Regions from separate parts of the Homo sapiens genome. Here region 2 is linked to region 1. The links are chromatin loops, found by intact Hi-C in ENCODE. Cell type or tissue: PC-3. All regions are shown on one strand. Links, peaks and the distances in the headings refer to the core of each region. The heading gives the core; the rest is flanking DNA.

What was found. Peaks named below come from ENCODE experiments on the same cell type or tissue, not always from the same donor. Only the 100,000 strongest peaks of a DNase experiment are listed, where the experiment ranks them.
Region 2: a loop joins it to region 1, with 2.4 times the contacts of the local background. A loop is called at or near these places in 1 of 110 quality-filtered maps.

The regions. Positions count from the first base shown.
Region 1 is chr3:172,302,194-172,306,596 of GRCh38, forward strand. All of the region lies in intron 9 of FNDC3B (fibronectin type III domain containing 3B), which reads left to right. Among named protein-coding and RNA genes, the nearest start is that of GHSR, 140 kb to the right of the region's middle. RefSeq lists an enhancer at 3,386-3,680. In PC-3, for the core only: a CTCF peak has its summit at 1,926 (motif pointing right); a DNase peak (open chromatin) is centred at 3,578; H3K27ac peaks cover 1,009 bases.
Region 2 is chr3:171,959,096-171,963,498 of GRCh38, forward strand. LOC105374217 (a long non-coding RNA gene) reads left to right here. Exons shown (of 4, transcript XR_924718.4): 3 at 392-493. Among named protein-coding and RNA genes, the nearest start is that of TMEM212-AS1, 61 kb to the left of the region's middle. RefSeq lists an enhancer at 1,451-1,951. In PC-3, for the core only: no CTCF peak of the experiment used is centred there; a DNase peak (open chromatin) is centred at 2,016; H3K27ac peaks cover 1,685 bases.

The DNA of each region.
Region 1 (4,403 bases), core at 71-4,070:
GCCCATGCCCGCCCCCATATTAGTATTATTGCATGAGTTCACCCATCAGACACACAAACCTTCTTCTTTTTCAATAGCAGTCTCAGTCATGAAGCCCTGTCATTTAACTGCCTGGTAGTTGCCTTCAGTTACTAGGCCAGAACAGCTCTTTCCACCAACTCACTGTTACTGGGAATATATTGAGACTAGTGGCATCCTTTAGACAGTGCTGTAGCTCACATGCCTGTGGCTGCTCCAGTTGGCATCTGACATGCCATTTGAGCCAGATTCCACATGGAAAATTATATTCCAAGACATTTCAGGTTTACAAAATGTTTCTTCTTTTCCACTTTTACTATGAGGTTTTGTGTATCATTCTTACACGTCTGTTCAGTCACTATTCTTTTTTTCTCCTAATCTCCTAGTGGTGATTGAGGAAGATAATACCCCTCTATGATGCATACATTGATTAGCAAAATTTAGGAAGACCTTTATTAAAATCACTTTCATATTTGTTACCCTATTCTTAACACAAATAAATTTTTTTGGTTTAATGTTCATACAATATTTCAAAGGAATCCATTTGTAATTGTCAAGATTATTCAGTGCTTCTGTAAAGGGCATTGTGTTATGTATTGTATAAAGCCACTAATAAAAAATCTCCTGTCTCTGTGTGTGTATGTGTGAGAGAGAGAGAGAGAGAGTGTGTGTGTGTGCATGTGTGTGAGAGTGTGTGTTTGTGTGTGCCTGAGAGAGAGAGACAGAGACAGAGAGACAAGAGATTGTGTGGAGAAATGAGAAAAATCCAATATGTAAATAAATTGCATTATATTTTAAATACTTATATATATATAAATATGTAATTTTACAAACATGAACATTTATACATATATACATTTATTTGTACAAATAAATATGTATACATACACAAATGTATGCTGTGTATGCATCTGCCAGAGAAGTATATTTGTCTTTTAATTGGTAGTTCTATAATTAATAATGGCATTACAATGACCATTTTACTGCGGGAGTCAACAATTTATATCTTTATCAGCGATAGGATAATCAGTAATTTGAGTGATGGAATGGATAGCAATTTCATGAAAATTTTGAAGCAGTTTTCTAGTCATCCGCCTAAACAATTTGGCAAACAAGTTGCCCAGAGATGATATCATATAATGACATTTCCCAGAAAAATTGTGCAATGAAACATTTCCAAAAATATGGTTGACAAGCACAGTGAAGGATTATAAAATACATGTTATTGACCAAAAACTGTGGCTCCTAGTATGTTACATCGTGCTAGAAAAAGTTGGAGGCATACTTCTGAAATTCTTGGAGCACCTGTTTCCTAAGCATTTAGCCAGGATTTAAGCTGAAACAAATGTGAAAACAAGATTAATTATATTGTTAGAAAAATGTTTTCTTTTCTTGGGATAAATGCAACAAAAACTGAACTGTTTGCTGACTTATTTAACCCAAGAAACTGACCGTACTCTACAGATACTCCTTTTACATGATGATATTTATGGAAAACTCATTGCCATTATGTGGAAAAAAAAAAAATTGCAGTATTCTTTTAAAATGTAGCATCATTAGCAGAGATTTTTCTTTTCTATAAAAGTTATTGGTAAAAATGTTGCTAGTCACTATAACAGTAAGTTGCTGTCCATTTACTGAACTACTATAATTGACAGATGTAATCAAGGGATACTTAAGTGTGGTGCCAATTTTTGTACTATATGCAGCATACTTACATTGCCATGCAAAATGGCTGACAAAATATTATGTGTGAAAAGCATTGACCCTTAGCATAACATTGTTTAAGATTAAAGGCAAGAAAAATAGCCAACTCCATCTGGCCCATACAACTGTCTGTTTTCAACAACCTCAAATTTCTAACCTGCATCAGGTTCTTTTACTTTTATCCTCACTGCCATCCTCCCAGCCTGGCCACCAGGAGTCTCCATCACTTACGACTCTCCAGCCTAGGAAGTATGGATTGCTGCCTCCAAGAATCCCACTAAAAATGAACAAAGAATTTACTGAGACCAAATTTACCTTTCCCCAGACAACTGACTGCATCCTGCTAGTACTTTGCAGGCTGTTTCCCTGCCTTCCTCCCTCTGCTCTATTATCCAGATGGATTTTTGGCGGTGGCTGTTTTTGGGAACATATAGGACCTGATCTGCCTGGGTATACTTCTGCATTTGTAGGCAAATGCCCAGTCATTGCAAACTGACATACTTACTGGGTGGAGGCAGAGAACCTAAACAGCTAAACTGGGTTGGGTAAGGGTCAGCTGAAAAGCAGTCTCAGTGCTGTGGAGACAGTAGGAATGATGGGGACTCTAGCGAACTCTGCAGCACCTGCTCCATCTAAAGCGGGGAGCTGCCCACAGATTTAGCTCATTACTACAGGGCAGGAAAGAGGGCCGAGTGAGGCCAGGTGCAGTGGCTCACGCCTGTAATCCCAGCACTTTGGGAGGCCAAGGTGGGTGGATCACCTGAGGTCAGGTGTTCAAGACCAGCCTGGCCAACGTGGTGAAACCCCCATCTCTACAAAAATACAAAAATCAGTCAGGCATGATGGCAAGTGCCTGTAATCCCAGCCACTCAGGGGGCCGAGGCAGGAGACTCACTTGAACCTGGGAGGCAGAGGTTGCAGTAAGCTGAGATCATGCCATTGCACCCCAGCCTAGGCGACAGAGCGAGACTTCATCTGAAAAAAAAAAAAAAAAAGCCAAGTGTTGCTAAAACCTTGAGTTTTTAAGAGAAGCCAGAAGTTTGGTTTTTAAAATGAGAGCGCTCCAGATATTTTTCAGTGAAGGCTTAATTTTTACTTTTTTATTTCAGAAAATGTTAGATATAGTCAGAAGTAGATAGTAGTTTAGATAGTAGTAGTTTAATGAACTCTCATCACTCAACTTCTGTTACCTCATTGTCCTCACTTACCTCTCCCCTGCCCTGATGATTTTGAAGTAAGGTTCAGACATCATATTATTTCACCTATAAACTATATTACCATCATCACACACACCTGAAATGTCTTCACAATCCCGGGACTGTTCCCATTTCCTCAGTTCTAAGAATGAAGATTTTGTTTCTTTAGTTTGTTGTAATTGGAATTCAAATGTGTGAATATGTGGTTTGGTTGATATGTCTTAAATATATTTTAATCCATTCATTTTTCCCTTTATCTTTTTCTCTTTCTTGCAACTTGTTTGTTAGATTAATTTGTTTGTCCTGTAGAGTCTTCCACAAGTATGAGTTTGGCTGACTGCATCCGTGTTGTGTTGCTTAATATTGTTCTCCTGTCCTCTATATTTCCCATAAAGCAATGAAGAGGTTTAATCAGATACAGGTTCAGTTTTTCTGCCAAGACAGTTTTGTAGGTAGTGACATAGTCCTTTATTAGGAATGCATGGTGTCTGGTTGTCTCTTTTTGTGATGGTCATTGCCTGTATCTTTTAATTCATAGGTGGCTCTAATACTTCAAAACATTATGTTTTTGCACACTGCCACCACACATACACATGTGTCTTGGGTCAGATGCAACCCATGAGTCACCTGTTGGAGAATTCTGTGTATCAAAGTTCAGGCTTGAGCCCTGCCCATGTCTGGAACATGTTGTGATTCATTTAAAGTAACTTACTCCCAGTGAGCCCATCCTGACACAGGGAAATGATCTTACCAGATCTACCATTTAGTTTTATATTATCACGTGCCTACTTACAGTGCGTGCAAAAAGGACCTTTTCCTTCATCAGGGGTTGGGTGGAGAGCATCCCAATGATAAGCATTATTTGTTTGGATCAAATTTCATGCTGTCCTCCCATAAGGCAAATAGATCAAATATGTAATATGTATGTATTTTTATCTTTTGAGGTACAAAGTAGACATATCTATTAGTGCCTTTGACGTATGGCCTCTATGAATTTTTCATGATGGACTTTGTGGAGAAATGACTTTGCAAATCACACACACACTTGGGACCTATCTTCCATAATGTTGTTATCTTTACCTGTTGTTTGTGTTCATTGGGTAGGGCTAAGGGAAGTGGATTGTGGTGTTTAGAGGAACATGATTGCAGGATGAACAAGGGGAATAGGCAATACCGTATATACTGGTTAGACTTCCAGGGATAAATACCATTGATCCAAATTTCTAACTGTGTGGCCTTGGGAAATGTACTTCATCTCTGTGTTTCCTTCTGTCTGCAATGGGTAATAAGATTTCCCTACCTCAGAGAGGGTGGCTATAAGAATTAAGGGCTCAATATCTATTTGCCAACTCTGTGAATAGTTTAATCCTTGCATCTGTTTTAGGCAGCAAAGTGTTCTTTGTTGTTGTTGTTTTTTAAGAGTACATTTTCAATTTTGAAAAAATAAATTCCCAGTATAAAAAATGGAATAGTAGGAAGATG
Region 2 (4,403 bases), core at 146-4,145, 340 kb before region 1:
ACCTGGCCTAAACTCACTCTAATGGAATACACATCACAATGCAGATTTTAAACAAGCACAGGAGGGATTTAGGGATGGCTGGCAGCTGAATGTGTCTCAAGATTAGTTTACAAGGCACTTACAGTGGAGGGGTCAGTCCAGGAAGGGAGCCTGTGTTGTGTACCCCATGTAACGTGCTGGAAGCCCACAACAGTTTGTAACAGCTACACTGTCAGGTCCTTAGGACAAACGACTCATAAGTATCAAGAAATGAGAGAGATTAGGCTAGAGCCAGTTTCTTAAGAATCTTGTGTGCTAGACTAAGTAATTTAGGCTTTGTCTTATGGGTAATAAAGGCCCAAAGTTGGTTTTAAGGAAAGAGAGTGACAGGAATTGTATTTCTTTTTCATAGGAGATAGAGATTGCATCTGACTGGGACTAAGCAACCCTCGGAAGCACCAAACCTCACCTCCCTTCTCAACACCTGACTCCGGCCTAGGGCCTTCCCACTGAGGTAACTGATGTCAGATGACACCCCCAAAACCCAACCAGGCTCCAGATTACACCCTAGGGCTTCCCAGAAGAGCAGGGCTCCTGAGTGCGAGCTGGAAAACTAGTTTACCTGTGGGAAAATCCAGCTCCAGTACCACAGAGAAAAGCCCCTGACAAATTGCTGAGAGTCAGCAGGAGGGAGGACCTGACATTTCAGAAAACACTTTTCCTCTCTCTTTGTCCTTCCCGGTGTGTGTCGTTAATTGCGAGGCTGTCTCCATAGCAAAGTCCAAAAAGCACCTTGGCATGTGTGTGGGAGTGTTATCTGGCAGAGCTGTGTCAAGCCATAGGTACATTTTGAGTTTGATACCCAAGTAAACTTTCCGTGGTTCATGCCGCCCTCCCCAAAGGTTAAAAGTAATAAGACCGTCTTTGTGCCTTCGCGGTCTGACTTTTCACAGGCTATTATGAAGAGGGTTGGGTGGGGGTAGAATGTATCCATATAATTTGCATGTTAATGTTTGTTCTATAAATATCCACTGAGAAAGGAAAAAACCACACTTCAAAATATGCTTCAAGAGAACATTTCAGTTTTTATGATCCAAGTGCCAAGAAGTAAGAAAAAAAGAAATCAACTCATTTTTCATTAATTTATTACAAGTTTCAGATATCGATAGTTATATTCAGAGTTTCAGTTACAACATCATAATTACATGCTTTTAAAACTCTGAATACAATAAGGAAGTTCAAGAAGAGATTCCTTTAACAGTTTCTATTTCTTCCCTTCCTTCCCTCAACAAACACGTCTCAACCACTTGAGTTAGCTGCAGGCTCACCAGGCCCCAGACTGTGCAGGATTCTAGGGCTGCTCAACATGGAGCACCTCACCTGCAGGAGCCTAAATAAAGTTGGCAAGTGCCCATCAATCCTTTTCATAAGAAAAGCAAAGGGAGGCCGGGTGCAGTGGCTCACGCCTGTAATCCCATCACTTTAGGAGGCCGAGGCAGGCAGATCACGAGGTCAGGAGTTTGAGACCAGCCTGGTCAAAATGGCAAAACACCATCTCTACTAAAAATACAAAAATTAGCCGGGCATGGTGACGGGCGCCTGTAATCCCAGCTACTTGGGAGGCTGAGGCAGGAGAATCTCTTGAACCGGGGAGGCAGAGGTTGCAGTGAGCCGAGATCGTGCCGCTGCACTCCAGGCTGGCCGACAAGAGCAAGACTCTGTCTCAAAAAAAAAAGAAAGAAAGAAAAGAAAGAGAAAGGAAGGAAGGAAGGAAAGAAGAGAAAAGGGAACCATATTGCAGTGACCACATTCATCAGGAATATTCGGGGATCCGTGGATCAGGATATGAAGCTTTTCTCCTAAAGGGGACAACAGAAAATTCGTCTTGAGGAAAATAGTGTGGGGAGTAGGAGTTTGGCTTCTGTCCTCTAAAACTTGCCTGAGAGGGTGGACCTCATGGGCGTTTCCACAGGGTGGCTTATGGGGCTTTGCTGTTACCTGCTGAATCACCCTCCCACATCCTGGCCTGCCTGCCTGTTCCCCGCCGGGAGTGTCTGCCGGTGACCACACTTACTCAGGGAAAGATGAAGTCACCACCTGCATGAGTTTCAGGATGGCCAGAGAATGGCCCCTTCAGATAGACTGGAGCCACCCTGGGGAGGTAGGGAGGCTACCTTTTTCTGTGTACTTAACCTAACCATTTGGGAAAATCCTGAATATGACTTGGAAGTTCTTCACAGCTTTCTTCACAATTTCCATTCCCTTAATGTCTTGTGAAAAGAGAACTTCATGTTTCTCTCTATATTAAACGTGTGTGTGTGTGTGTGTGTGTGTGTGTGTGTGTGTGTGTGTGTTTGCGCACACTGGGGTAGGGGAGTTAACCCCTAAGCTTTAAAAATAACAACAATAAAAATTACAGTGAGAGTGAAAGCTACTGGGAAGCATAGGTTAGAAAATCTGGATTCTGGGTTCAGTGTTGACCTTGTGTGACCTGGAAAACACCAGTTGACCTCTGTGAGATGCTTTTCTTCATGGGGATGTGGCATCAGTCTATGGGGACATGCATAGTTGGTATGCATAATGAAAAGGAGAAAGGTGACCTAAAACATTTTTTGGTAGCAAATACAGAAATGAACTGGGGGAAAGCAGAGACTGGGAGGAAAGGGGAATCAGGACATGGCTTGAAGAAGAGTGTGCACAATAAAAAGAACCATCAGCACAGAATCAAAGGTAGAATGATGCCCAACACAGTTTTGTCCCAGCTTGATCCAGAACAAGAATAAACAGTCTTCTGCTGCTGCTAGATCAAAGCATCAGAAGAAAACACTGCAATTTCGGCCTAATGCAGTGGTTCATGCCTGTAATCCCAGCACTTTGGGAGGCCGAGGCGGGCGAATCACCTGAGGTTGGGAGTTCGTGACCAGCCTGACCAACATGGTGAAACTCCGTGCCTACTAAAAATACAAAAATTAGCCAGGCGTGGTGGTGCGTGCCTGTAATCCCAGCTACTCGGGAGGCTAAGGCAGCAGAATCACTTAAACCCGGGAGGCGGAGGTTGCAGTGAGTCCAGATTGCGCCACTGCACTCCAGCCTGGGTGACACAGTGAGACTCCATCTCAAAAAAAAAAAAAAAGACAAGAAAAAAGAAAAAACAGTACTTTGGAATAGAAAATGATTTGTTGGAATGAACATATCCAGCAGGATGACATGGTAACATCTTTTTAAAGGCCGTATTGACACAGAATCACTCAAGCAAGTTGACTCTTCCATTCTGGCAGATTCATTTGGAGAGAATGCATGTCAATCCAATGCCTACACTAACTCACAGGGTCCTTTTAACTAAAGATATTTATGTATGTTGGATTTTCAACCCAAGAAGCATGCAGAAGTGATGAGCTTGCTTTTCTTTCTGCCTGTTTCAGAGCAACGTGCGTTACTGTCCTTACCCAGGGTTCTGAGTAACGTGCACATGTCAAAGTCAACAGTGACAGATAATTCAAATCAATAAACGTTGATTATACACCTGTTAGATTTTACGCATCACATTGGAGATACAAAAATAAGTAAGATATGGGCCCTGCTCTCAGAAAGAGGCAGATGTGTAAACAGATAAATTACAATGCAGCACCCTAAATGCCATGACACACCATGATCGGAGCAGGAAGGAGGAGAAAGTGATTAACTCCTCCTGAGAGGGCTTCACAGGGGTGACAAAAGGTGGATAGAGGGAGGGAAAATTGTATTAAACAGATTCTTGAATTATTTATAGAAGTGTTGTTTTGAAAAATGTGGGGAGGGGAGCATTTCAGCGTCAAATAATTTAAGCGGGTTCTTTACTGCAAGATTACTATTTACTTTCATTTGTTACTACTTAGATCATGTGCACATATGTATCTACAGATGTAAACGTATCTTACAATTATCACACTAACGATATAAGGTGTTTTACAACCACCTTTCTACAGATTAAGGCAATAGAGGTGCGGAGAGATTAAGAAACACACCTAAGACACACTAATAAGTGATAGAGGTGAACCAGGAGCTACTCAGTAACATAATAATTAGGGCTTGTGTGTTTCGGTAAAAATAAAAATAAAAAAATGCAAGAACAGAGAATGACAATGGTTCTCCTAGCAGTGAAGTTGTGACTTGAATCCTCTCATTTCACAGAGGGAAAGAGAAAATCAATAGAAAAGAATATCTTTGGGCTGGGCACAGTGGCTCATGCCTGTAATCCTAGCACTATGGGAGGCCAAGGTGAGTGGATCACCTGAGGTCAGGTGTTCGAGACCAGCCTGGCCAACATGGCGAAACTTCATCTCTACTAAAAATACAAAAATTAGCTGACAATGGTGGCGGGCGCCTGTTATCCTAGCTATTCAGGAGGCTGAGGCAAAAGAATCACTTAAACCCAGGAGGCGGAG